Regions from separate parts of the Homo sapiens genome. Here region 1 is linked to region 2. Evidence: chromatin contacts called from ENCODE Hi-C or POLR2A ChIA-PET data. All regions are on one chromosome and are shown on one strand. The core of a region is the stretch at or near the end of the contact, and the rest is flanking DNA. Distances in the headings are between cores, read along the strand shown. Region 1 has its middle 11 kb from the start of SNHG4. Region 2 overlaps SIL1 (SIL1 nucleotide exchange factor).

The links. A loop is a pair of places that touch in the nucleus more often than their neighbours do. ChIA-PET counts read pairs that join two places held with the same protein, here RNA polymerase II (POLR2A). Pooled maps may share reads with other maps.
Region 1: a pooled map shows a loop between it and region 2 (5-fold over the local background). The contact joins two enhancer-like sites. A Hi-C loop is called at or near these places in 1 of 168 maps with a recorded cell type or tissue (mammary epithelial cell) and 4 of 50 pooled maps. POLR2A ChIA-PET finds 5 or more read pairs at or near these places in 6 of 52 experiments (H1, K562, T-cell and 3 more).

Annotation. Positions count from the first base shown.
Region 1 is chr5:139,261,163-139,264,346 of GRCh38, forward strand. No RefSeq gene overlaps it. Among named protein-coding and RNA genes, the nearest start is that of SNHG4, 11 kb to the right of the region's middle. RefSeq lists an enhancer at 1,493-1,562. Within about 2 kb of position 1,614, at least 6 of the 41 ENCODE cell types and tissues checked have a DNase peak (open chromatin) inside an H3K27ac peak, as active enhancers do.
Region 2 is chr5:139,026,585-139,029,774 of GRCh38, forward strand. SIL1 (SIL1 nucleotide exchange factor) reads right to left here. Exons shown (of 10, transcript NM_022464.5): 6 at 217-408. Among named protein-coding and RNA genes, the nearest start is that of LRRTM2, 150 kb to the left of the region's middle. Within about 2 kb of position 1,444, at least 5 of the 41 ENCODE cell types and tissues checked have a DNase peak (open chromatin) inside an H3K27ac peak, as active enhancers do.

The DNA of each region.
Region 1 (3,184 bases), core at 364-2,863, 230 kb after region 2:
CTTCACAGCACATACTCAGGCACTGCTGCAGCTTCTACCACCATCATTCTCATAGTTACTGTTCCAGATCATAGGTGACTGATTGTCTGGGTGTTCTTCTCTTTATGGACTGGGATTGCACCTTTAATGTTTGTACCCCTAATACTTTTTTTTTTTAGACAGAGTCTCGCTCTGTTGCCTAGGCTGGAGTGCAGTGGCACAATCTTGGCTCGGCTCACTGCAACCTCAGCCTCCCAGGTTCAAGCGATTCTCCTGCCTCAGCCTCCCAAGTAGCTGAGACCACAGGTGCATGCCACCACACCTGGCTAATTTTTTGTATTTTTAGTAGAGACGGGGTTTCACCATGTTAGCCAGGATGGTCTCGATCTCCTGACCTTGTGATCTGCCCACCTCGGCCTCCCAAAGTGCTGGGATTACAGGCGTGAGCCACCACGCCCAGCCCTGTGCCCCTAATACTTAATACAGTGCTCAACATTCATCTTTCCATCCCCCACTCATTATTTTTTAACAATTATTTCTTGAGTATCTACTGTGTGCTAGATATGGTGGGTATAGCAGTGAACAAGGTAGACAGGGCCCTGCCCTCAAGCTCACATTTTAGTGGCAAACAGTGAGTGCTCAGTGAACAGGAGGCTCAGTGGACCTCAGCCCTACTGGGAAGCCTCTGGAGTATTTCCTGTCAGGAGCTACAAAGCAGGGAGTACAGGTTCTGTGGGGGGAGAGTAGATTTTCTTGGTGACCTCTGGACCTCTCTTTGTCCAGGTCTCCTTGGGACTGGCCATCAGGTATCAGCAGCAGGGAGGGAAGAAATGAGGAAGGGAGAGAGAGGCAAGTATAGACAAGGTCTGAGTCCCTAAAGACAGGGAATTGTGTGTGGCTCAATGCCCATGGCCACTTTGCCGAGGCAGTTTGGTAATCAGCTTTCTTTCCTACACTGGAGCAGAAGAAAGAAATAGAGCCACACAGTGAAAGACGTAAAAGGATAGAAATGATAGAGGAAAAAGGAAGGAGAGAAAAAATGGAACAGAGAGGAGGAGGAGCATAAGGAGAGGGAGTAAGATTGAGGCACAGAAACAAGGCCTGCAGGACTGAGCCCTGCCTGCGTCATTGGCGGTCAGCTCTGGGGTATAGCTCTTCATTTGGGTCATCAGGGGAAAAAAAATATTCAATTTTGAACCCTTGGAATTCCCTAGATGCTTTCAGTAGCCCACTGATCCCTCAAGTTGTCTTTGGCTCCATCTGGCCATCCCAGGAGGCTCCCGCCAGGGACCTGCCAGCCCCCAGACCAAGATATAGTCATTGTGGACCCTCTCAAGCAAAGGGCAAGTGAAGGAAAAACAGCCTGTCTGAGAACAGCAGCCACTGGTTTTCTTCGTTTAAAAAAATTTTTTTTAGTGCTTATATAATTGCAGAAACCACTGATTTTTATCTTTCTCAGAAAAGACCCTGTGTTCACCATCTGTTTCCTGACTAGGGGCTTCAGGCCCTACTCTCTGAGACACTGGCCTAACAGTATCCTAATCTGTAGGCACAGAGCAGAAACTTCCCTGAGCTGGGAGCTGGGGAGGCAGGGCTCCCAGATGCCAAGCCGCAGTCTGAGTTCCTTACAGTGATGCTGCTCTTTCTAGAAACCTCAGCTGCTCGCTCCTGAGGCTGGGATGCCATCTGCTGCTCAGCTTAGGAAACTGGCTGATGGGCTGCACAGCCAAGGCTGAGTCTGGTGGGGGCTGGGCAAGAGGCCCGCCCTGGGTCTCAGGAGAGCCATGTTTTTTGTTTCTGGATAAATCCAGTACTGGCCTTCCGGGACAGAGCAAATAGTCTGTCCTCAGTCATTCTTCTTAGACTAGACAAGATGCCTCTCTTCGACAAGAAGAGACCTAGGGATTTTAGGGGGATGGGTGGGTCTGCTCTGCCCTTCGCAAAGTTCAGTGTCATCTCAAGGTTAAATTACCGAGAGAGGTCCAGGCTGCCTCTGAAGTTCTATAGATTTCCTCAAAGGGTTTATTTTTGTCTTTTCTTTTCTTTTGCTTTTTTTTTTTTTTAATTTGCAGGTTTAACTAAGATTATTACAAGTTGAGTTAATTGGCTGAATGAAATAATGAGGCCAGGCCTAGAGGAAGTGGGGCTTTGAAGAAAAAAGCATGCTCATGCAGAATTGAAATAAAATCTTCAGACTCTCAGCAGTTTTTGAAGCCCCTGCTCTTTGGACTGTCCTCGTTCAGGCTCCAACCCAGATAGGGTTGGGAACTCTAGTATTTTAGGGGCCACATATTTGTTGGTATTTCTTGAAGAAATGGTTATTCTGAGGAAATTTTCTACAAGCCAGTGTGGTAACCAGCCTCCAGGATGATCCATCCCCAATGCTGTCCATGTACTGATATTCATGCACTTGTAAATCCCCTCTCCCATATGGTACCAGGGTTTGTCTGTGTGACCAATAGAATATGACAGAAGTAATCATATGTAACATACAAGATTAGGTTATAAAAGACACTGTGGCTTCTTTCTTGGTCACTCTGTCATCTGATCACTCACTCTGGGGCAAGCCAGTTGCCATGTAGTGAACAGTGCTGTGGAAGGTCATGTGATAAGGAACTAGGCCTTCTATCAACAGCCAAGTGAGCCATCTTGGTAGCAGATCCTCTGGCCCTCATCAGGGCCTCAGATGACTGCAGCCCTAGTGGACGGCTTGACTACAACCTCATGAGTGACCCTGAGCCAGCTTAGCTGAGCTGCTCCCCAATCCTGACCCCCAGAAACTGTATGAAATAAACATTTGTTACTTTAAGTTCTTGAAGTTTTGGGATAATTTGTTTTGCAGCAACATAATAAATTTGTTGTATGGTATTATTATTATATCATGGTATATCATCTGCATTATATCACTTCTTTTCCTTATAAAGTCTGGTGTCTGGACTCCACCCCCTTAATCTCTCTAACCTCATCTCTTACCACCCTGCCTCCCCGCCGGCTTAGTCTCACCCTTGGCTCAGTCTGCCACAGACCCGTTGAATTTGCTTTTCTCTCTGATGGAACTCCCTCCCACTCAACCAACCCCAAAATCTCTGCATGGTAACTTCTTTATCTCCTTCAAGTCTTCATTCAAATGTCACCTCCTCAGTATAGCCTGTCTTGACACTCTTCACTCCTTGTATAGTAACTCCTACATCTTCCTTTTTTTTCG
Region 2 (3,190 bases), core at 194-2,693:
CGAGTGAGACTCTGACTCAGACAAAAAAAGAAAAAGAAGTTGGCTCTGGCCTCTAAGACTGTATCTTACTACAAAAGATAACAAGACTAGATTAAAAATAGTCTGTGCTCTGGGAGAGAAGTAAAGATGTTGATGCTATTTTCTTAGGGCTTAGGGAAGGGGGATTTATTTTTGGAGCTGTTAAAAGTCTGACTTATGGACGAAGAAATACAGTACCTGATGGACATAATATTCAAGATCAAAGAGCGCAGCAATCTTCTCTTCCAAACTGGAGCTGGAACTATTGAACTTGTTGATCAGCCGTACCATGATCTGCATGTCAGTCTCAATGACAACATTCAGCTCATCAAAGTCTTTCTTCAGTTCCTCAATGGGGCGGAAGAGCCGCTTTACCTCAGCCTGCCTTGCCTAAGGAGAGCAGCAAAGAGGTGATTAAATTGGTTGGAGACATCTGCCCAAGATGTCTGTGGTCTACCATGGATGCCCATCCTCAAAAAACTGCTGCTCCAAGACTCACAGTCTTCTCTCATCTATGCTATCAAAAATACTAATACTTTCTAAGATGCCCAGAGAAGACAGCCCTCAAAGTCTGCCTATATAGGCCTCAGCTCTAAAAACACACTCAAGATGTTCCAAGATTCGCTTATTCAAGTCCGATTTCCAATATTCAGGAAGAATAGAAAGGCTTTTTGTCACAACCACTGAGTTAAGGGGAAGTAATGCAAGTTCATCTTCAACCTCAAACCACATATGAAACAGCTGAGACCTAAGGTAGAATAACCCACACCCTACTTCTCCACTTCTCACAATCATAGACTATCTTGGCCTTGCCCTACCCAATCCAACAACATTTTAGGGAAACTTGGACATAGAAAACTATGGGTAAGAGCTGTCACAGCAGGAGCAATTTGCTGATGAAAATTAAATCACTGTCATTACTGTCAATCTAACCACAGGTGTACAATTTGTTCAACTGTTTGAAATGGCTAAATTACTATATGTACTATACTCAAATCTCGAACAATTTTCTCTGAATCCTTCCCCACTCCACTCACATATAAAAACTTTAAAAATGAAGTTACATTAGAGGTGAATAAAAGACTTTAATTAAATATTTTATACATGTGACACTGTTTTCTTCCCAATTTGAGAAGATAGTGCCTATAAAGAGAGTCTGAAAAGTCACAGTGGCTTATGTATCTGTCTTCCAAGAAAAACTAAAAGGCACAGATATTTATAAAAAGCCGGATGATGAACAGCTGTCAGCTCCAAATTGCTCATCTATTACCTATGGGTTTTTCTCCCCAGTTACAAGCACTCCATAGAAACACCAACCAAAGAAATGAATCAGCCTCTCTTAAAAAAGACCAAGCTCCTAGCGGAGCAATCACATCCATGGGGCGCCACATCCTGATTCTCTGGGCTAAAATAATATGAGATACTCTCCCTGCACCCAGCTAGAGGTCTCTGGATGGCTGCCAAAGCCAAGCAAAGAGGTCTGGGAAGGCTGAGTCACTTTCTAGAACTGTGAGATGATAGGCAAGTGAGCACAATAAGAAACTAGTGACATCTGTCTCACAAAAACGATGTGTGCCTGGCTCTCAAGAAGGCCTCAAAAAAAAAAAAAGGTTTTGGCCGGGCACAGTGGCTCACACCTGTAATCCCAGCACTTTGGTAGGCCGAGGCAGGCAGATCACGAGGTCAGGAGTTCAAGACCAGCCTGACCAATATGGTGAAACCCCATCTCTACTAAAAATACAAAAATTAGCCGGGCATGGTGGCTCACACCTGTAGTCCCAGCTACTCGGGAGGCTGAGGCAGGAGAATCGCTTGAACCCAGAAGGCAGAGGTTGCAGTGAGCGGAGATCGTGCCACTGCACTCCAGCCTAAGCGACAGAGCGAGACTCCATCACAAAACAAAACAAAACAAAACAAAACAAAACAAAACAAAACAAAACAAAACTTTTACTTTGAAATAATTATAAATTCCCAAGAAATAACAAAAAATAGTACAGAGAGTGTCATGTACCCTTCATCCAGCTTCCCTCAATGTTAACATTTTACATAAGGATATTACATAAGGATACAATGTCAAAATCAAGAAAAGGACACAGGTACCATACTGTTAACTAGACTAAACACCTTGTTTGGATTTCACCAGTTTTTACATATACTCACTTACATGTATGTGTGTATGTGTATCATTCTATGTAATTTTACCTGAGATGTAGACTTGTGTAACTACCAGAACAATCATGCTAGAGAACTGTCCCACCATGATCACATAATCTACTATGTACTACTCCTTTACAGTTATACTTTATCCTCCCATGCTACTCTCTTACATCCCTGTGCCCTGGTTGTCACTAATTTATTCTCCATGTTTATAATTCTGGCATTTAAAAAATGTTATATACACAGTGGTTCATGCCTGTAATCCTAGAAGTTTGGGAGGCCAAGGCAGGTGGACAACTTGAGCTCAGGAGTTCCAGACCAGTCTGGGCAATATAGTGAGACTCTCTGTATTTATATTTTTTAAATTCTATTTTTTTAAACAGAGAACTGGCCAGCAAAGATGAAAGCGCAGCAAATAAATGAAAGGTGGTAACTTTGGCAATGAAATTTGAATTGAATGTACATGGAGTTATAGAAGAAATGGCTGACTGTGGGAATGTTAACACTGCCACTGTTGATGAGCTCTAGATGTGCAGACAGAGGGACTCAGCAAAGGCAAACTTACAGACACAAATTAGGAAAGTGATAAAAAGGATGAAATGACACTGGCAAAAAACTTCACATTACAGGAACTCTCTGAGAAATTTCACAACATTGAAAGTACGAAGGGTGAAATGTTGGAGGCTCATCCATACTTAGAAAGATGTATGATAATTAGCCAAGAGAGAAAAGATGCTTGCTCTATGTCATAATTTTTTTGGAGTCAGGGTCTCGCTCTATTGCTCACGTTGAAGTGCAGTGGTACAATCACAGCTCGCTGCAGTCTCACCCTCCTGGACTCAAGTGATCCTTCCACCCCAGCGTGAGTAGTTAGGACTACAGGCACAAGTCACCACGCCTGGCTAAAATTTTTAGTTTTTTGTAGACATGGGGTTTCGCCATGTTGCCCAGGCTGGTCTTGAACTCCTGGCTCAAGCGATCCACCCACCTCAGCCTCCCAAAGTGCTGAGATTAC